Linked DNA regions of Mus musculus: region 1 is linked to region 2. The links are chromatin loops, found by intact Hi-C in ENCODE. Cell type or tissue: heart. All regions are shown on one strand. Links, peaks and the distances in the headings refer to the core of each region. The heading gives the core; the rest is flanking DNA. Region 1 has its middle 180 kb from the start of Ddx10. Region 2 has its middle 87 kb from the start of Gm39339.

Evidence for each region. Peaks named below come from ENCODE experiments on the same cell type or tissue, not always from the same donor. Only the 100,000 strongest peaks of a DNase experiment are listed, where the experiment ranks them.
Region 1: a loop joins it to region 2, with 9 times the contacts of the local background. A loop is called at or near these places in 6 of 42 quality-filtered maps.

The regions. Positions count from the first base shown.
Region 1 is chr9:53,059,036-53,070,024 of GRCm38, reverse strand. No RefSeq gene overlaps it. Among named protein-coding and RNA genes, the nearest start is that of Ddx10, 180 kb to the left of the region's middle. In heart, for the core only: no CTCF peak of the experiment used is centred there; a DNase peak (open chromatin) is centred at 5,294; H3K27ac peaks cover 2,042 bases.
Region 2 is chr9:52,959,664-52,970,652 of GRCm38, reverse strand. No RefSeq gene overlaps it. Among named protein-coding and RNA genes, the nearest start is that of Gm39339, 87 kb to the right of the region's middle. In heart, for the core only: no CTCF peak of the experiment used is centred there; a DNase peak (open chromatin) is centred at 4,862.

The sequences.
Region 1 (10,989 bases), core at 1,628-9,627, 99 kb before region 2:
TTTGCCACAAACCTGTGAATGAGCAAATATAAGCAGAGAAAATTCTGTAACACAAATATCTCAAAGATTAAAAGGCAGAGAACAGGATCACATATTCTACCGAGTTAGGCTGCTTTCTGTCACTGTGACGAAATACCGGAGACAATCAACTTATAAGGATGAAAGGTTTATTTTGGCTGCTGATTTCGAAGTCTTCATGGTTTGGGGCCTGTAGCTACATAGTTTACTATGGCAGGGACATGTGACAGTTGATGTCTGTTTACGTCATAGAAGTCAGGAGAAAAAGAGAAAGGCAGGAAGGGACCAAGTCCCCAGAGCCTGTTCCAAAACTCTGTGCCCCATTAACCCAACTTCTTCCATGTAGCTCTCATCTCCTCAAGGTTCTGAAATCCTTGCCTGTAACACAGGCACCTTTGTGGCCACTTAAGATATAGACTACAGCATTTCTTCAGGACTAGTATGGCTGGCAGTGTTGACAGAAGTTTCTCATTTGTGCAAACCTGAGGGTTCAGTGAATATTGTATGTGCACTGAACTAAAACAAATAGGAAAGCCCAGACAGACTGGCAGCACCGAGGAAAACAAATCCTGAAACAGGTCAATTCACCTGACTTCTGTCGGGAGATATGCTTTCCATTTCCCCGTTTGTCTTTAATTCAGAGCAGGCCTGGTCCCAGTCTATTCTCTTGGTGCTTCTGATTCCCCCACAGAGCCCTTATCATAACTGTAATTAATTGATTTAAGGAAACATCTGCTCACAGCTATGCTCCCTGCCTAAGAAGCTCCCAGGCAGGGTGGGCTGGGGGACTGGTTCTCCACTGAATACTGAGACCCCAGTTAGGTTAGATACTTGTAGAAACTTACCGAATGCATACACAGTTCGGCAAGGTGTGTGTGACATCCAGATGGAAAGGCCCTGGTGGTCCTGCAAGCCAGCGTCTTAGTCTTTATGTGGAGGCTTTTATGTGGGCCCTGTACTCCTGGTCTTGCTCTGTGACCCTCCTGTGGGATCAGGGGCCTGCCTTTAGTTTTCAGTCAGCTGGGTGTGTGGGCATGAGTAGCAGAAACAGCTAAGAATCTCTTCACCAAGCTGGCTATGCCACCCAACACAAGCTGCTTATTAGGTGGAGTGGGAGTCACCCTAGCTCTCGAAAGTAAGCATGGAGTCCAGTGAGAAAGTGAGGCAGAGCACTGGGGAAACGGCTCAGCCTGGAAAGAACCGCTTTGTTCAAGGACCTGAGTTCAATGCCCTAGCACCTACTTTTAAAAAGCCGGGTAAGGTCGTGTACCCTTCTGTGTGTGGGAAAGAAAGATTCCTCAGGCTTAGTGGCTAGCCAGCCTAGGTTACTTAGCGAGCTCCAAGTTAGTAATAGACACCCCCCCCCCCCAAAAAAAAAGTAAGAGACTCAAAAGGTCAAGGTGGCTAGCACCTGAGGAATAGTACCCAAAGCCTACCTCTGGCCTCATGCATGCGCGGCACATGTTCAGGAACCACCCCTTCTCCCCCCAACCCCCAACACGAGGCTTCTGTAACCTGTTAGAAGTACGTTTGCAGGATTGCAGTAAATAATACCCAAACCAGCCCTTTGTCTGCAGCTCAGGAGGTTTTAAGAACAGCTCTACTGAGAGATAATTAGCACACTGTACATATCACCAGTGGAGATAACCGTTCTTGGGTTTAGAGTGTTCCCAAAGATACACAGCCAATGCCACAAGCAGTGTTCTGAGATTATAATACAATGACATCATTTCACCTTCCCCTTATCCTTCCCCCTTATCCCTCCCTACTGTTCCATTCAAAATTCATGGTCTCTTTTTTCATCATTTACCACACTCAGGTTTTGAACACTGCATCATTCCCACCCCCCAAAACGTCATTAATGTTGTTAGTTTTCATTTCTCCTCCAACCTCTGTACACCAGGAAACCGCTAATTCACTTTCCATCTGTGTATTGGCTTTTCCTGCCAACTTCATGTCAACTGCATTAAACTCCATGTAGTTCTTTGTAGTATGTATTAGTACTTCATCCCTTTTTATTGTTAAATAATATTCCATCATGCGGGCATGCCGTATTTTGCTTATTAGTTTATTCATTCATGCATTTGGCTTGTTTATGTTTTTTAGTTGTTAGGGGCAATATTGATATTAATTTTCATCATCAACTTTTCTCTGGATGTGCATTTCCATTTATCGTCAAGCTATGCCTTTAAGTGACTGGTTTGCTGGGTCACATAGTAACTTCATGGCTCAGAAATTTGGTGGCATAAGGCTTTTCTGGATGGCATTGTGTGAGTGAAGAATGTGTGTGAGAGAGAGGTAGGGAGATCATGATACACACACACACACACACACACACACACACACACACACACACAATGTTGGTAGAAGCTGGGCTGCTGAGTTAGGAACCAATATACAATACTGTATTTAGCAGTTCCTAACTAGGCAACTTCTGATCTGAACATTTTTTTTCGCATCTGCTTCCTTTTCTGATTGTTACCTGGAAGGGATGTGGCCCTTCAACAGTTCCTCAGTCAATTAGAAGACTAGGAACCCATCAGCAAAAGGGCTCTGTAATAATCAATTAGGTTCATGGCTTTACCATCCAGAGTACTATGAATATTAGCTGTCACTTGTAAGACGTGTCTTTTAGCCCTGTAAGCTTTCTAATAAGCACACTGACATATAGTCTTGTTCCTTAGAGATGTTGTGAGACATGTGTGGGCACATGCTGGGTTGGCCACCACCAGGGAAGTGGTGTCACTGTCTGTCAGTGCTCGATCCGAGCCACTGGACTGTGAGCTCTGGTGGAAAGAGGGGGCAGTGAGGGGAGGGGAGGGGAGGGAAGAGGCTTTTAGATTTAGCAGGACAAATGCAGGTAACTTTCAAGTGTTTTACAGTGTTTCCCAACTCTGACTCTGCCCCTCTGCAGGCTTTCAGAGACTCCATGGCTAGCAGAACTCAGTCAGAACTTGTTTTTCCTGGGCTTATGTATCCCCACCAACTCTGAGCCCCCCTCCCTGCTTTTAGGAAGCTTCAATTGGTTCACTTCCTGCTTGTAGTGGCTCTAGTGACTGGGCAAGTCCATGTAGAACCGTTTTAATTGTGTGACTTTGTGCAACATTGTGTCTTGGTGTCTATGATATGGCACTCAGTTTGCTTCTCCCCCAGGTAAAATCTGCCCCATGTGCAAGAGATCTGTGTCTAGGCCTCAGTAAGACACACCTGCTTTTCCACACTGATTCTCAGGCCTTCCCAGAGTTGCCTTGGCTCTGCACAGATGCAGAGGCCTGCTGACGTCAGTGCAGTCAGCTGCCATCTCTGAAGTAGGAGCCTCCCGAATTGATGGATGTTTGTTCCCAGTTCGTGACAGTCTCCAATAATACTTTAAGCATTTTCCTCCTGAGCCATCTCCCAGGGGCTGACTCAATATGGAAAGGTATTTTGGCAGAGCCTTGTTTGTTTTGTAAAGGGAGCACTCTGACCTCAGCTCACTGGCTGGGTTTCCTTTAAGTGGGGGCTCATTCGGAAGGACTCTGGTGCAGTCATAGTGATGCTTGTCCTACCTGAGAGCTGCCTCCTTCCTGCCATTCAGTTACCTTCCAAACTCAGGAAGACCCCAGGGGAACAGGATGTCGGGGAAAGTAGGGATGCAAAGCCACTGTTGTGTCTCTGGCCATAAGGCTGACAGCGAGTGTTCGTTCTGCTTCCACAGTGCAAAGCCGTTGTAACGTTTTCTGAGGTCGTTATGCTCCAGGAAGCAGCAAGGCCTCTGAATGTTACACCACGACCAGAGAAAGGACTGCTTTGTATTCAGCGGCCGGTCTCTGCACACTGTAGGTGTGTGTGCACACCAAAATGTCAAGTGCAAGAGGAAAACTCTCACTGCGGCAGTTTTAAGAGGGAAAACCCTGTTCAAAACACACACAGGATTGTGCTTAATCTGAAAGATTCACTGTGTGAACAATAACAACAACAACAACAACAACAACAACAGCAGCAGCAGCAGCAGCGGCAACAACATTAGCAGCATATTGGTCCCTTTCTTTATGAAATCAGTCACATGCTAATACCAAAGCAGTGGATTGATTTTTTTTTTCCCTCATGAGCTGAAAGCATTCTTCACTGGGTCCTGTGTTACTGCCTTCATTGCTATATCCCCTAATGTTATTATAAGCCATAGGGTTGCTCCTGGGATAGTGACTTGGTAACTTACAGCAGCAAAAGGTTCAGAGTGCAGTATCTACCAAAAGTGATTAAAACAGAGACAAATGTGACATCCACTGGAAGTCACCTCTGGCCTTTGAGTCTGCTGTGCTTTGGCCCAGTGTCTCCAAAAGCTCTTGTGTTAAAGGCTGCCATTTTGTGCTGTTCTCTCTCAGAGGGTGGTATAATCTTCAAGGGATGGAAGTTAGGTCCCAGGGGGCATGCTTCTAAAGGAGACACTCAGTACCTGGCTCCTTTCTCTCTTTCTCAGTTCCTTCCAGAATGTCTTCCCCCACTGTGATGTTCTCTGCTTCTCCACAGGCCTCAAAGGCCAACCAGCTATGGCCCAAGCAAATCCATAGGCCAAGTAACAGCAGATTGGGACCTTTGAAACTGTGAACAAAAATAAACCTTTTCTCTTATTAAATTGACCATCTCAGGGATTGTGACACAGCAGTGAAAACACAGGATCTGAAGGAGAATAGATCCTGACCTTGTGGTGCTCACAGGAATGAATGTCTCTTCCATGCAATTAATATTCAGTCCTCAGAGGTGACCTATGATTGGAATGTGGTTGGGAATGCGTGCTGCATTGGACTCTGGCTCAGTTTTCTGTGCCCAGGGACCCGGACAACTATGCTGTGTTACTACTTTCTCTGTCTTCCATGCCTTCCCCAGGTCACCAGGGAGATCTGAAGCTTTGGGGATGCAAGAAACTGGGACAGATCCAGTTCCTCTGGAGACTCATTTCTAAACAGTGCTGACAGCTGTTTCATACCCTAATGGTGAACTCTACACACACAAATCCTGAACAAATCATTGCCACTAAGTTAGATTATTTATAGTATTTAGTATTTTGTGCTCTTAGCAGATCTCACACTCTTTACAGTTTTAAAATGCAACCAGCACCAAGAGTGTTTTGGAAGCTGCTCAAGCAACTGTGCTTAAGGTAAGTTCCGGCCCCACTCCCCTCCTCCCTTCACCTAACACCTGACGTGATTATTCCATGCTAAAAATAGGAAGGTCACCGTAGCTCTTCTGCAGGTGGGAAACTATGTGGAGAGATCATTTTCTTTTTCCATGCCCTTGTCAGGTCCTCGGGTGCCAAATGGACAGATGCCTGTTGACAATCATATGGCAGAGTGGACTGGGGTATGAGTGGTCCACGTGATCAGAGTCAAGGTCATAGCAGAAGGAACTTCCCAGTTCTCTCTACCCTTAGATAATACCAGACGGCAACATTAATGGGTGTAAGATATGGAAAGAATAATATTGGGGTCCAATAGGATTAAAGTACGTACATTATGTGCATGTGTGGAAATGTCTAATGAAACTCCTCTGTACAATCAGCACCTGCTAAGAAAGAAATAGATGGGGCCATGTAAAAATAACAAGCTAGTTGTAGATTCATAAAACAGCTGCCAAGAAACAGCTGAACTTACCCCTTTACTGCCATGCTTGCAGTGATATTTGACAAAAAAAGGAGAAGGGTGACTCTTTAGGGACTATTGCATATACATATAAGGGAAATCTTCTTAAGTATTTATTAAGCTCCTGCTTGGTGCAAAGCAAAGGCTTCTTTAAGCCCTGGGCCAATAGGAACATCTTACAATGAGGTTCTTTGGTGACACTAAGATGTTTACAATGTAGTCTGAGTCAAGCCATAAACATGAAGGTTGTGATAATCTAACAGTTTCTAGTTGCAATGCTATTAACATATAAAGGGTTTTCTCTTATTTCTTTGGGAAACTTTATTCAGGAAAATATCTGCACCAGGTAAGCAAATGGGACTAATCTAGTGACTAACTCTTTGTCTTGGAAGGAAGTGATGGGTGAGGATGAGGTAGAGTGTACAAGTGTCATACAGATATGTGACTTTTCAGAAAGCTCAGAAACACAACTCTACCCCTATACATATAGCTTCCAGGTTATGATGGTTTGGTTATGGTTCCCCTCCTCCTCTGTATGTGGTGTGTGTGTGTGTGTGTGTGTGTGTGTGTGTGTGTGTGTGTGTGTATGTGTTGTGGGTAGGCCTGAGGTTGATGTTAAGAATCATTGTTCATAGCTATTCTACCTTATTTGAGGCACGGCTTCTCTGTTATACTTAGATCTTACATATATACAGTTAGTCTTGCTAGCCAGCTTGTTTTAGGAATCCTCTGCCTTCCAAGGGTAGAAATGCAGGTGTTTAAGTCAGTTCTAGGGAGTTCTAGTTGTTGTGTTGCTAAACTATGATGCTCTTTGGGTTAAGTGTCAAATGTATTTGTGACATAGTATTTTGAACTTAAGATGGGTTTATTAGGACATAACCCCATCACAGGTAGAGGAGAATCTCCACTTGGTCTAGCTGGAACAGTAAGCAATACCTGACTTAGGAAAGCATGCAACCAAGGGCTGCTGAGAGTTTCTCAGAGCACCAGTAGCCCTCTTGACTGTCATCATGGGCTTGATAACAGAGGCCATGTCTGGCCATGCCCCAGCCTTGCAAGTCGTATCCCCAGTAAGCAGCTGCAGTAAATGACTGAATCTCCACCCCAGCGGATAATGTTATTTATCACTCATGTGACAGTCTGAGGTACTCCTTTGATGTCTTCACTCAGAGACCTGGGTTAACAGCCAAATATCTTCTAGGGGTTTAGCTTATGTTTTCCCATTAGCAGGCTGACTCTGAGACAAGGGCTCAGTACTGGGGATTTATTTAGGGGGTCTAATTGGGGGGCTGAAGAGACTAAAGATATCAGAGAGATTAAACCAGGAGTCAGCCTGAACCCTGTATTAACCATGGACTTGAGGCACAATCCCACTGAAACACACTGAACACATTTTCCAGGGCTGCCATAAGAAAGTGCTGCAAACTGAGCAGCTGAAACAATAGGACTTTGTCCTCTCACAGATCTGGAAGTCCAGCATCAAGGTGCTGGCCTGGCTGGCTCCATCTAGGGGATGTTTTAGGTTTCTTTTGCCATGATAAAACTCCATTAACAAAAGCAACTTGGGAGGAAAGGATTTATTTTACTTTATAGCTTATAAGTCCATCAGTATGGAAGCCAGGGCAGGAACTTGAGGCAGGACCTTTGAGGCAGGAACTGAAGCAGGCAGATGTCATGGAGGAGTGCTGCTAAGTGGCTTGCTCCTCATGGGTTGCTCATCTTGCTTTCTTATCTATCCCAGGACCACCAGTCCAGACATGGCACCACACATAGTAAACAGGGCCCTCCCACATCAATCATTAATCAAGAAAATGTACCACAGACTAACTAATATGGTGGGGACATTTTCTCAACGAATGCTTCCTTGTCTCAAATGACTTTAAACTGTGTTAAGTTTACAAAAACCTAGCCAGGACAGGCTATGAGGGAGAATCTACTCTACTGCATGCTCCTTGCCGTGTTTTTCTGGTAGCCATTGGCTGTTTATGCCACGGAGATGCATCAATCCACCCTCTGCCGTCCTCTTCATGTGATGCTTTCTCTCCAATGAATCCCACTATCAGGATGTCAGCCATATTGGATTAGTCCATAAGACATTCCAGTAACTGAACCATCCACAAGGGAAACTATTTCCAACTCAGGACATCTTCGTAGGTACTAAGACAGAAGACTTTGCTGTCCTTTCTGGGAATATTTCACTTCATTAACAAGCTGTGTAGACACACCCAAAAAAATCGTCTGCTCATGGGACCTAAAATGAATCACTGGCTTCCAACCCCTATTACCCATGTCCCATGCAATATCAACTCTCTTAGTCTTCCAGACTACATGTGTATGAGGGCCCAGTGGATCCTGCTGGTGTTACATACAAAGGCGGTAAAAAAAATTTTGGGGGGTGGGGGGGAAAGAAAGAGGCACATTGAGCAGTTGAGACTGTGGGAAGCTGCCAGGACACAAGGTGGCACAGAGGAAGAGAGGTGAGACCAATGAGTATCTGACTCTTGCACCGGGGTATGATTCCTGCTTGCTTCCCCTACTGATCTGGGAGCTCCAAGAGAAGCTGTCTCTCCACCCCCACTCCCCCCATCACTCTTGTATCCCTGATATACTCAACAGCGCCTGGAACATTAAGACATCTGAGTCATACTGAAAGACCAGAAGGGATATCTGTCTGTCTCAACATTTTCATCATGGCTATGCATTTGGGGGACTTGATACAGCTGTAAAACATCCCCTAACCAAATTAGGAAACATTCTCTTCCATGTACCTTTTGTACACTTATTCTGTTGGGAAGATTATAAAATGTGGTTGCTTCCTCTATTTCTCACTCCACTACCTCCTAATTTTTCAGAGAGGCGGGTACAACAAGGCATTCTGTTAATTTCAAATTTTTATGTATCCCTCTTGCCTTTATTTTTCTTTCTGTAAAGCCATATTAAAACAGACATCTCTAGTAGCTGAATAGCCAAGTGTCTTTGGAGAGGATCCAGGGTGGAGCCTCAGTAGAACAAACAGTGCTGTAACAGGGCTACTGTGTATGGCTATGATCATTGTCATCTTTATTTCAACATGGCTTACAGAGAGAGAAGAGAGGCCGACCACAAATGCTCATTTAAAAGTAATTTCTAAGCATCTGTCTGCTCTGATCGCTGCATTAAGTACTAAGTGGACAGAGCATGTTCAATTGAGATCCTAACAAGGTCGTTTCAAAGCACTTACCCACTTGGTTCACACTGGGTGGATGGGGACACTGTGACCTGACTCCAGGAATCGCTCATTAAGAAAAAAGCAGGGACCGAAAGCTCTTTTGTGCTGACCTCAAAGTACTTGTCATTTCCTAATGTATTTTCTGCCCCCATTTCCTCTACTCTTTGCCCTTACCCACTACCCTACTTGTGACCCTTAGCTATCAAAGTGGCATTGGTTTCTGGCCCTGCTGCTAAAGGAATATGTGGGTAAACTTAGATTTTTAAGCTCTAGAGAATTTTGTGATCTATTGACAGTCAAAATGAGGATGATGTAACCCTAAGGAGTCATACTTTTCTGACTTTTGTTTTCTTTCTAATACACAACACACACACACACACACACACACACACACACACACACACACACCCCTAGTTATTGATGAGTACCATCTAGAGTTTATTGAGTTATTCCTATGTATTAGTCACTCATGAATATGCATTTCTTATTTTCAGAGCAGCCCTATAGAGCGGCCACCACTATTCTTATTTTGGATGAAGAGTCTGAGGTTCAGAGTTATTAAATACTTTGTCTAATATGGCAGTTTTGGGATTCAGAGCTGTATCACCCAGATCTTACCTGCTATATTACACACTTTAGAGTATATTTTAAAAATTCTGGTAGTAAGCCTTTTGGAGTTTTGGGGGATGGCTCTTGGAATGGTGACTGTGGTGGCTGATCTTGACTCTCAACTTGCTATGCCTGGGAAGAGGGAACCTCAATCAAAGAACTGCCTCCATCAGATAGGCCTGGGGCATTCTCATGATTGCTAATTGATGAAGAAAGGCCTACCCCTCATGGATGTTGCCATCTATGGGTAGGTGGGAGCTCGGGCAATATAAGGAAGGTATCTGAGGAAGCTACAGTGAGCAAGCAGCTCCTCCATAGTTACTGCTTCTGTTCTGGCCTCTAGGCTCCTCTGCATTGAGCTCCTGCTTTGGTTCCACTTGGTGATGGGTTGTAAGGTACAGAATGGAATGAACCTTTTCCTCCCCAAGTTGTTTTGGGTCTGTGTTTTATCACAGCAACAGAATGCAAAGAACAGTGGCCCTTTGTATGACTTGCCCAACCCAAAATGTATCTTCAGAATGCTCTTTACAAGAACTCAAGTTGGGATCATAGAGTTTTTTTTATCTGTTGGTCCCATCTGTGTAATGTGCAGCTTCCAGCTTCAACATCCCTGAATCCTTGCACTTGTCCTTGATACAGCCTTAATTTCATCCAGGGCCCTGTCTCACACAAGCACTGGAGAAACTAGGATGGAAAATAACAGGTTTCCTTGGGCCAATAGGAGTCAGGGATCTGAGGCAGTAGGACAGATAGCCAGAAAGCAAAATGGACAGATGCTTTCCTCACTACAGTGCTGAGGCGGGTGAGGGGGAAGGAGAGTCAAAGGTACTTGGATTTTCGCCTTAAGCTGTTAGGCATGCAGTCTGCATAGAAGACTGACCTTAAGGGCAAAGATAAGGGAAACTTGCAGTTCTTTGCACATCTCATCTGCCACGCTTCACTGAGTTGTTGCACAAATTCATGTGTCATGTGTATATAACTTTCCAGAACCATATCACCAGGAAACAGTGTCCATAACACCCCGCCCCCCCAGGAATCCCTTATTGAATTTTAAGCAATGGTAACATTGAAATGAAAGGATGGTTTGGTTCATTTATCTAACCATTATCAAAATATGAAACCTTTCTGGCTTTCAAGGGGGCTCTTTCTTCTGTAAATATATTTCTTTACAGTGTTTATATTTATTCTATTTGACCATACAGGTGAAGTGCTCTCTCTCTCTCTCTCTCTCTCTCTCTCTCTCTCTCAAAGATAACTTAGAGACATGATCTCAGAATGATGTTCAGAGGAGTTTGCTCTCAGGTAATGATACTAGATTTCCAATAGCTTTGATCGTCAGAACCAATGGATCACACATACAACAGCTCACTGTGATCACCTGGGATTCTTTTTTTTAAATTAGGTATTTTCTTCATTTACATTTCAAATGCTATCCCAAAAGTCCCCCATACCCTCCCCACCCCACTCCCCTACCCACCCACTCCAACTTTTTGGCCCTGGCATTCCCCTGTACTGGGGCATATAAAGTTTGCAATA
Region 2 (10,989 bases), core at 1,422-9,421:
TATGTTTAGGCTCTAGTCTTTTCCCACCCGATGCCTCTGAGGAGATAGATTCCTGCTTGGCTTCTGTTTCCTGGCTAGGGGCTCAGCATAAGCCCTGGCTCATTCCCTTAATGTGGCTCATGACACTGCTGGGCTCCACTGAGACTCAGCTGTTCCTAATTCAGGGTCATCTTGCTGCTTATGAGTTCCATGCCTTTCAACTACAATGCATGTCTCAACTGTGACCTTGGGGAAGCCAGTCTGATTTCATTTTGTTTAACCAGCTGTCAAATGAATGATTGTTCCTAAGGAATAAGATGTTTTTGATTGAAGTTTTATACTTGACCTTCCTTGGTGTGGAAAATTATACAGGTGATTTGCATCTTTGGAAGATGATTGTATTAGGTGGTTTCCTACTCTGTAGTTCTTTTGAGACAAGCATGGTAAGGCTGTGTTTTGGTGTCATTCAGTTCAACAGGTTAAGATGGACTTAGATCTAAGGTTAAGCCTGGTCATAACTATACACTGTGGACACAACAGGCTCAGACAGAGGAAGAGAGATGGTAGCCTTTCCCAGGTCCCCTTTTCTACCACATGTTTGTTCCTGGAGTTACTAATATTAATGTGATTTGTTAGTCATTTGGATATGTTACAGTGATAAAAAGTGCTGCTAGTGGAAACTGGTTATTATAATTGTTGCTTAGATACTTTACAAAGAATATTTCTGAGAAGCCCTTGAGGGAATCCTAGGACCAAGCATGTCTAATGGATGCAGGTGACATCTGGAATCTTGGTTCCTTTTCCCACTAAGATAAAATTAAAGAATATCATACACCCAAAAGCATGACATAAAATTAATCAAACTCAGCACCTCTTTCCTCAGGGACTTCAAAATCCTAGATTTCAGCCTTTTAAAAAGTTACTGAAAAGATCATCAGGGATAAAAATGATCATATTAAAACCCAAGGAAGAGCATTAATTTAAATTATGATAATATGACCTATTAAAGAAAGGCACTTTGGTCTCCCTCTAGAGCAGGCTAAAATAAATCTATTTTTGTTCAACTTTTAGGGGAGAAAATGGAAGTTACACTAGTTGTAAAAATTAAAAGGAAGGAAGACTGTCCATAAGACATTACCTTCCTCTGTCATGATGTTACACAGAGTGTATCACCTCTCCCATCACCGGAGCTCACTGAACCTCTGTCTGAGCTCTAGTTTTGAGTGAACCCAACCAAACAACTCACATTTAGAGAAACAGCCAGTAGATTCCTGCTCACATCAGGAGGAACATGTTAGCTGGAGTTGGGTACTCTATGGCTATAGGGGAGGGTATGTGTGTGTGATACAGGGAGCCTCTGTGTCCACTGGAGCTAATATTTAGAGTCATATAAACACTATACATGAAATCTCAGATCCAGCTAACATCCAATCTACTGATATGCCTACATAATACCGACTTCAAAGGAATATAGTCTCCTTTCCAGTCTTCTCTCTCTTGCCTTCAGATTCAACAGGCACATTCACAGTGTTCTAAGTAGGGAACTTAACTTTAATGTGGGAATGGTGCTATCCACCATGCTGAACAAAACTTCAAGATGATTTGGGAAGAGTTTGAAGGAAATCTGAAGATTGTGATGGGAGTAGAGTCCAGACAATTAATCCATTATCTCAAGGTACTAAGAAACCATCTATGACTTCATATAAATGTAACAATATATTGAGAAGTCAACTAATTGGAGAATAAACATAAAACTGTTTTCTTTTGGTCATTGCTTTCAGCTTAGTTCTACAGAACCTACATTTCATTCATTCATTTTATTCATAGGAATGGATTTTATATCAAACACCGAGTTAAGCACTGGGGACATAGAGATAAAAAGTAAACCCCTGGCTTGCACTCTTTCAGTTGGTAATTCTCTTTATCATAGCTTTACTCCATACTTTATTGATTTAAAGTCATATGGCCTGCTAAGGAGCTCTTTGTTTTGGATTATTCTGCATGCTGAACTTGCCACTAAATATAAGGTAAAAAGTACAAGCCGGGGAATACTAGGGACAAGGTAGATTGAGGTAGAGTTTTGGCTTCAGAACACAGACAGAAGAGCAAGTGCCGAGTGCAGACAGACTGGCTATATGATGAACAGAAAGAAAAGCATAGAATAAAGGCAGAGAATAGCTGTGGCTTTCAGGGGACACAATGGCCTGGGAGTAGTGACCACATGAAAAACTTGGATTTATTGTGGGGGGATAAGCTTGGCACTGACAACCTACTAAGAAGTCCTTGAGCTAAAACCAGGTAGGGAAGCGAGAAGAGAGACACAAGAATGAATAATACAGGGATGTGCATCAGTGGGGCTGTGAGCAAAACACCACTGTACACAGCAAGCTCAACTGTCTTGGGAAGACAGAGTCAGAAATGATCAGAAACTGAAATAAGAGGGTCAAGCCAATGGAGAATTCAGGGTAGACCTGAGTAGTTTCTGCAGGGGTAGGGACCAGACTAGCAAGAGAAGGCTTAGAGAGCAGCAGTTCTCAACCTCCCTAATGCTGCGACCCTTAAATACAGTCTTTCATGTTGTGGTGATTGCCAACCATAAACTTATTTTCATTGCTACTATTATGCATATCTGATACGCATCCCCAAAGGCATCATTAACCACAGGTTGAGAACCACTGGCTTAGAGAGATGAATAACAGCAAGGGAGGAGGTTACAGAAGCAGAGTCAAGAAACCCAAGTTAGAGCTTGCATAAGCACCATGAATATTGAGGCTGAGACTTCAGAGGATGGCAATGTTCAGCTGAGATGAGCAGAGGGACTCTGGGCAGAATCTTATCAGGAACTTTAGGAGCCTCTTAGGAAGGGTAGCCTCATTTGAAGAAGGCTCACAAACTTTGGAAATAGAAATTGACCAACAAAAACAAATATTTTTAGGGTGTGTGGAGGGGTTCTCTGTAGTTATATTTCTTCTTACACAGGACCCAGGTTTCTGAAAAGGGAAGCTCATTTTTTGTGGGCCATACTGTTCATGAGGCTGTATTAAAGGTAAGGTATGCATACATAATTGTGGTGGGAATTTTAAATATAGTTCTTATTCTTTTTACTCTGTTTTTGTTTTTTATACAATAGAGAAAGTTGTTGTTCTCAAACACAAGGCAGAGTTGTAAGTTCTATGGAAGAGCTCAGAAGTGACCTCAAGATATCTGAAGTATGATTGGCTATCTAACTAGTACCCTTGCTTGGATGATCCTGCATCTTTTCTTTCTTTTCTCACACCCTCCGTTGACCATTGTGCGTGTCCAAACATGGCTCTCATTAGTCTGATAAAAGTTTCACTTGAATCTTGATGTCACTTTTGTGTTTGTGCATGTGTATGTGTATGGTATATATGTGTGTACTTGTTTGTGCTTGTGGAGGCCAAAGGTTAGCTTTGGGTGTTTTCTTTTTTATCACTTTCTACCTATGTTCTTGAGGCAGGGTCTCTCACTGAATCTGGAGCTCAACAATTTGGCTATAATGACTAGTATCAAGCTTTAGAGGTCTGGAGATTTGCCAGTCTCTGTGCCTAGTTCTGGGGTTAGAAAAGTGCCACAATGCCTGGCTTCTTCCATGGGTGCCAGGGGTCAGCACAGTCCTTCAGGATCTTTACTCTTGAACCATCTCCCACTTTTCAACATCGTTTTTAGTCACAAATGCTCCAAAACTGCCTCTCTAGCCCTTGGCTTCTGTATGTCTCAAGGGCTGTTCATCTCACCCCTTGGTTCTAAAAATTCCCCAAATCAATACTCACCCAAGAGTAATACTAACTTTCTTTATTGAGAAAAGCTAGATCTCATCACCTCTATTCTGCATATGATTCTGCTGAGTGTGTGTGAGACTTTCTATCTAGGAGCCCAAGGTCTCTTACCTTCTAGCCTCCCATTGTCGCTTCTCAGTCCCTACCTGGTTGTCAATGGATGAAATGGAACCAGAAATGTTAGAACGTTAGAATGATATGATCTACATAGGCCTGCATTATGTTAATGGGTATGAAAATTCTTCCTAAAATATTCTCACTCTAAAATGGCAGTTTTGGGGCAGACTGGTTAAAATGCAAAAGTCTGAATCTTGGGTAATAAAGATCAAGATCATACAGACAAGTGACATTACTGAGCATGCTGTACTTATGAAGATAGGAACATGTGTATGTAACAATTGGCCATGGGTTTGAACGAGAGCACGGAGGTGTACATGGGAGGCTTTGGAGGAAGGAAAGGAAATGGAGAAATGATGGAATTGTGTTATAACCTCAAAAAAATTAAAAGAAGTAATTTTCAGAAAATACGGTGCAGTTACAGGGTGTGTGTGTGTGTGTGTGTGTGTGTGAATGTTGTGTGGGTGAATGTTATGTGTGTGTTTGAGAGTGTATGTATGTGAGTGTGTGAATGTGAGTATGTATGTGTGAGTGAGTCTGTGTGATTGTGTATGTGTATGCAAGCATGTGAGTGTGTGTGAGAGTGTAAGAGTGAGTGTGTGTGAATGTGTGTGTGAGTGTATGACTACGTGTGTGTATGTGTGAGTGTGTGAGTGAGTGTGTGAGTATTAGTGTCTGAGTGTGTGAGTGAGTGTATGAGTGTGTGTGAGTGTGTGTTGAACTCTCTTTCTGGGGAAGAGGCCTTTGGCAGTGGCCTTAAAGAACCCCATCCAAGTGCTGCTTGGACAGGCAGGGGCTAGGTGACAACACAGCGCTTTTGTTGGCATTGCTTTTCCCATGACAAAGCCAAGGACAGTGTGTTCAGCTTCAGAGGGAAAGCAAGCTGTGCATTAGGAGGTAGCTCTCTGGCTTGCAAAAGGTTGAATATGATGCTCCTGAAAAAGCTCACCAGTTCGCTAAATTTAGGGCGGTGAATGCCATCCAGGCCAAGAATACTCTTTGGCCTTGTGCCTGTGGCGTTTTCATTTGGCTGGGAGTTGGATGCCTTTTGGTTTACTCTAAGCCATTCTCTCCACACTAGATACCTTTGTCTTTGAAGGGAGGAGACTGTAAGCTGAAAACTGGGTGGTGGGGCCCTGCTGATAATGACAGTTAAATATGGCTCTGCATTGGGGATGTGTTTTGGTGGAGCAAGAGCAGGTGTGCTTTGTGATGTTTTCATACAACATTGTTTTATTAGTCATTGTTCTGGAGGAGCCTTTCTGGACTCTGTTCTTCACCCTTCATAGCCCTTTCTCTTAATCTTAATCATTTTTTTTTTCTGTTTTTGAAGACAGACTCACTTTTGGCCCTTTGTATGGGCACCTATGCATGCGCTTACTGATTCCGGGCTACCATTCTGCATCATAAGTCTTGACTTTGGGGTGCTGAGCTTCCCAGCCAACATCTTGTTTCCCAGAATGTCGAAAGGAGCATCTGGGAAAAGGTGGGAAGGAGAAGGGGGGAAAAGGTATGGACTCTGAAATCAGAATGGCCAAGTTTTATACCACGTTGCTATGTGCATGATGTGTTATTAGCTTCCTGTGCCTTGCCTTATCTTAGTATAAAAGGGATATTTGTATATGCTCTATAAAAGGTAGGTCCCTTCTTTTTTTCCTTGTAAAGGGAATCAAGTGTGACTTTGGGAGTCTTTCCTTTGTCCTCTGACACTGCCCATTCATCAGTTCTGATTTTTGGCTCCACAATCATCAACCGGCAGCACTGTGAACTGTAGGGGATGTACCCATATTTCAGGTCTGGGATTTTCTACTTCTCTCTCACCAGGTTTACTAGCTTGTGTGTAAGTAGACCCAAGTAGTTCTTTATTCCAAGCATTTATCTACTTTGATTGATTTATTCATTTTTTAATAAATAATTATTAACTTCTATATGCGACTTCTGCACTAAGTAATTGAAGATGAAACTCTATCCTCAAGGATCTGATAAGTGTGTGGAGGAGACAGATAAGCTAACATGATAGAGGAGACAGATAAGCCAACAGACAATGATAGTAGAACCAGCTATTGCTGGGACATGTAAAGGTATAGGTAAGAAAGGGCATTTAAGCCAATCTTGGACTCAACCGTGGAATTCTAGGTGGAAGAGGCATTTATATTGCTATCTCAGGATGAAGAGAAAGTGGCCAAGCAGAGCCACAGAGAGATTCAGCAGAGTGAGTATGAAGGGTAATGGGAAGTGCAGAAAGCATATGGTGTCATTGGATGGTCTAGGACTAGGGCTGGGTTGAAATAGCCTTGTAGCTGTTTCTTCTGGGGCTCCTGAGAGCCTGTGGGGTCTGGAGATATTTCAGAGAGACAGCATAATTAAGGATGAGTGTAAAGAATTGTCCTTTTGTGGAGTATTAAAAAACATTTTATTACTTTTCAGATACTATTCTGAAATAGTCCCAGTGTGATACTTCTGGTGGTTAATGGTTAGGTGTTTTTGCCTTTATGTGTGGAGAGGGGCAAACAGTAGAGAAAAGTCACTTCCCTCTCATCTCATGACATGATGTTAAATCTGGGTTTTTTTTTTTTTGTAGGATGTATATTCTTGAGGCTCAAGGACTTGGAAGAGTAGACTGTGGCATCTTTAGCCCAGCTAGGTCCTCCTACCCTCTGTAAACTGCTTAAGTAGCTCCCATTAATACTAAATGGTATATTTCTAATTTGAGCAGGGGTTAGGCCAGTTGTCTGGTTGGAAGGAGTGATTTATATATAGTACTTGAAACAGAGATGAGGACACCTATCTAATAATAGGGAGAATAGGTGTGTGTTTACATGGACAGAGGCCAACACATCTCCCAAAATGGTTGCTACTTAACCCTCTTTTGACACCTACATCTTTCTTGCCTATCTACTGTACACAAGAATCATGGTACTCCATTATGGAGTCTCTTGGATTGTCCAGTAAGGATCAGTGATCAGTGATTTAAAGTCTATCTTGGATATGTAAGACTCATCTAAAACCTGTAAATGTGACTTCTGAAGAGTTCTGTCTCTTTTCTCCTGCTCTTACTCTCTGTGTCCCCCAACTCTTTTATATATAATCCAAGGCTGTTCTGTTTGATCTCTGAATTTTCTAGTACTGAGAGGGTTAGCAATTCTAGCTCAGTTGAGCTATTCTTGTGTTACTTGAGGCTGGTGTCTCTATACCCTGTTACTTTTAGCACTGTCACCCATTCCTACCAGAATTCCCTTTTGCCAAAAGACATCTCAGAGGTCACCTTGTTCATCTTACTTGTGATTGAATGTGAGCTAATTTATGAAGACACAGAGCTCTGTACAAACAATGTCTTGTGTACTATGTAAAAAGTCACCTGTCAATAAAATGATGTTTGGCCAATGAGCTGAGGCAGGATTTGAGGAGAGGAAAGCTGAAGAGAGGAGAGGAGAGGAGAGGAGAGGAGAGGAGAGGAGAGGAGAGGAGAGGGAAGAGAGAGAGAGAGAGAGAGAGAGAGAGAGAGAGAGAGAGAGAGAGAGAGAGAGAGAGAGAGAGAGAGAAATATCCTGGGGCTGAGTCAGGGTGGAGAGATTCTCCTGGACACAGAGGAAGATAACCATCATTGCTTGAAACTAAGGACCAGGTAACTAGCCACATGTCATGAGTTGAGCTACATTAAATGGGATAGCTGCGTTATGAGCTAGCAGAAATGAGCCAGAGCTATTGGCATACACATATATTCATATACAAGAAATCTCAGAGTCATTAACTAGGGAGAACTTAAGTGCTGGTAGGAAAGTCTGCAGTTACAGAGCTCACTGTTGTGGCAGACACATCACAATTCTCAATTCAGTATCTTTCCTTTATGTATCATCAGCGTTATCTTTCTTCCCTTCATGTATTCACAATTGGTATAAAAATGAGAACAGGAACTAACATGAGTGACTGACATTGTACTAAGTGTGTTGCACAGATATTTACCCATTGATCTATTGTTGATCCCAGGCCTTCAAATGGGGCATTGGCATTGGCAATCAAGGAAAGGAGCAGACTCAAAGAATGAGTGCAGATGGAAATGGAGTTTGGAGCAAGGTCCAAAGCTTGTATTTCTTCTGCTGGGAATTTGAATTCTGGACTGTTATACTTGGACCTATCATTATAAGGCCTTTAAACCAGAGTCAGGAGATGCTGTTCTTTGCTATTAACATCTTGCAGACAATGAACCTGGGTCTGACTCGCCCTTTTTTATTTTCTACTGTCTACATTAGGCTTCGAGCTGGGTCTCACTACTTAGGATCTGCATTAGCTTACTCCTAATTAAGCCCATGGTCTGTCCTTGCTAATGTGGGTAGAGGACTGACCCCTTTCCTGAAGTCCTTCCTAGGGAGCATATTTTCTTATTCAGTCATCTTGATTCTCTCCCACATTTATTATTGGCTAGTGGACAGTTAAAGAATATTTGCTGACTGTGGGAGGAATAATTTTAAAATGTAAAGTTCACTAGTATCAGAGATGGAGCTCAAATTCTTTCAACTTACCTTTCATAATGCCATATGGAAATGACCTCTTGACTTGGAAGCTTGTGGGTGGCACACTTAATAGCTATTTGGTGTTCTTACTGAAATTACCAGCAGAGACACATGGGAAAGGACGTATGACAAAATAGTGCACATTTTATTATATATGTGTGTACACACACATACATATAGAAACACACACCTTACTCTCTGGTTTCTGTTATGGGATGTGGTAGCAAAGCCTTCAACTCTTTTCTTAGGCATTGACCCATCAGATAAAGACCCACTAGTTGAGTCACCTCAATATGTTTTTGACTCCTATTCGAGGATTGGAATGTATGGTTTAAAGGGCACAGGGTAATTATTATCTTAGATTCACTGTGCCTGTGTCAGGTTTTGGACATCTTCCTGAGCTTTGAGGTGAGGTGTTTTTTGCCTGTGAGTTCCATTGTACTCATACATGGTTCTGCACTGTTTCTTATTTTTCTGAGTTCATCATGACATGCTTTTCAGCATGTTCTTTCATGTTCAGTCCCCATTACCTTCACTGGTGTGTATTTTAAGGACATCTCAAGTTGTAACATCTTTCTGTCATTGTGTCCAGGGCATGCAGCTAGGCTTCTCCTTGGGATGGTCTCTGTTTTGTGTATTGGTCCTTTGGATGTACAGGGGAAAGACAGTGAGTACTTTGTGACTCCTGCCCATACATAAGTGGCATTCCAGACTAGTACCGTCTTGGCTTCTACTGGATTATTTATTGACTCATTGTGAGTGCTCATAGAATTTCTTTCTCCCAGACAAGCTGTGCTTGGATTGTGTATTTTAGAAAAGAAGTTCTTAACACAGAGAAAGGGTCAGAAAGACACTGGAGAAGAATAGTCTGTCTATATGATTCTTCATTGTTTAGTTTTCTGTTTTCTGGGTTTGAAGGTCAAACCCCACACCTTACACATGACAGATAAGTGATTTGCTGCTAAGCCAGATCCCCATCTCCTGCACCCAAGGTTCCTCTGGAGAGGGTTGGAAGATGAGGTTTGTGGGGCTCTGGAGACAGGTGGAAAGCAACATTACCTGTAGATGGCACTTCTTTTCCAAAATCTCATCTCATTTCTTCTTCGGGTCAATTGTACAACTTTTATTAAGACTCATCTATCCTGAAAAGAGTGGCTGTTTCCCCCCTCTTTCCCAGTATAAAGGGGACTTCTCTGCATGCTGGTGGACATTCACTTTAGATTGCTGTTTTCATGGATATACTTTCCAATCTTTCTCCCTAGTCCATCTCTTGTCTTCTTCCCTAAACCTTCCATCTTTGCCCCATACCTTTTCCTGAACTCTACCTCAGTCAGTAATTTACCTGCTCCTAAAATTGGTGAGCTTCTTTTTTTGTTTGTTTTTCAAGACAGGGTTTCTCTGTGTAGCCTTGGCTGTCCTGGAACTTACTCTGTAGACCAGACTGGCCCCGAACTCAGAAATCCTCCTGCCTCTGCCTCCCAAGTTCTGGGATTAAAGGTGTGTGCCACCATGCCTGGCTTGGTGAGCTTCTTATTGTCATGCATTCTGTGATGTGTCCTTTAGAGTGCCTCATGGTTTCTTCTCCTTCTCTAGTCTCAGAGTCTGAGGCACAGTTCAACGGGGCCTGGGAGTTCAATTGAACCACTATGTGCTGCTGTATTCATTTAAAGGTTGCAATTACACCCAAGAAGATAGTAACTACCATTTTGTATTGGGATGCATATTTTATCATGGTGCATTCTTGTGAGTTGTTACATGGGGAGTTTTAGTTATTTTCTACTGTAGATGAACACTGACATAGTATTAGATGTTAAAGATAAGGTGAGGGAGTTTCTGAGGTGAAATGATAAATATTGTCTCTCTCTGATGGCATCCCACCTAAATTATTGAGATGGAATGGCTGGTAGAGCTGGGTAACAGTCCCTCTCTTCAATCTTCCTTCTTACGTCTACCCAGTAAATGGCAAGAATGAGGGGAAGATATGGATATGGCCTTCCCCGTCTGGAACTCATTTATTTGGTATAAAGGATTCTAGAATAAGGTAGATTTTCCCCCCTTCATTATTTTCTAACAGATTTTCTCTCCCTGTTATGTTGTAAGATTGATTTCTCTCTTCAAAATGTGTTCATGGGGATGAGGGCTTTCCGGTGAAAGCATTACAAATCACCCACAAACCCCAGGCATCTTTGGGAGGAGCAAGGCTGTTTCTCTAAAACTCATTTTTCATGGAGAACAGCACCACCTGCCATCGTCCTGCATTTCCAATTTCAGAACGTCCTTGTCTGTTTGGAGCTCCGGTGTGTGAATTTCAGATGAGCCAGTGCCAGCTTTTCAGTTCACGCGCTTTGAGGAGACGCTGCAGTGGCAGCTGATGGAAACCCAGTGGCTGAGGAAGCCTGCCTGAATCAGAAGCCTGGGTTCCAGTGAAGTCTCCATCTTGCAGTTGCAGGGTTCTGGCTTGTCATCAGTCAGACCATATTTCAAAGTGACTTCACAGCAATCAAGTGATTGGCTCCTCCCAGGATCCTGTGGATGAGGGAGAGAAGGAAGCCAAGAGCTTGAATGGTTTTGTAAACCTTGGCTCA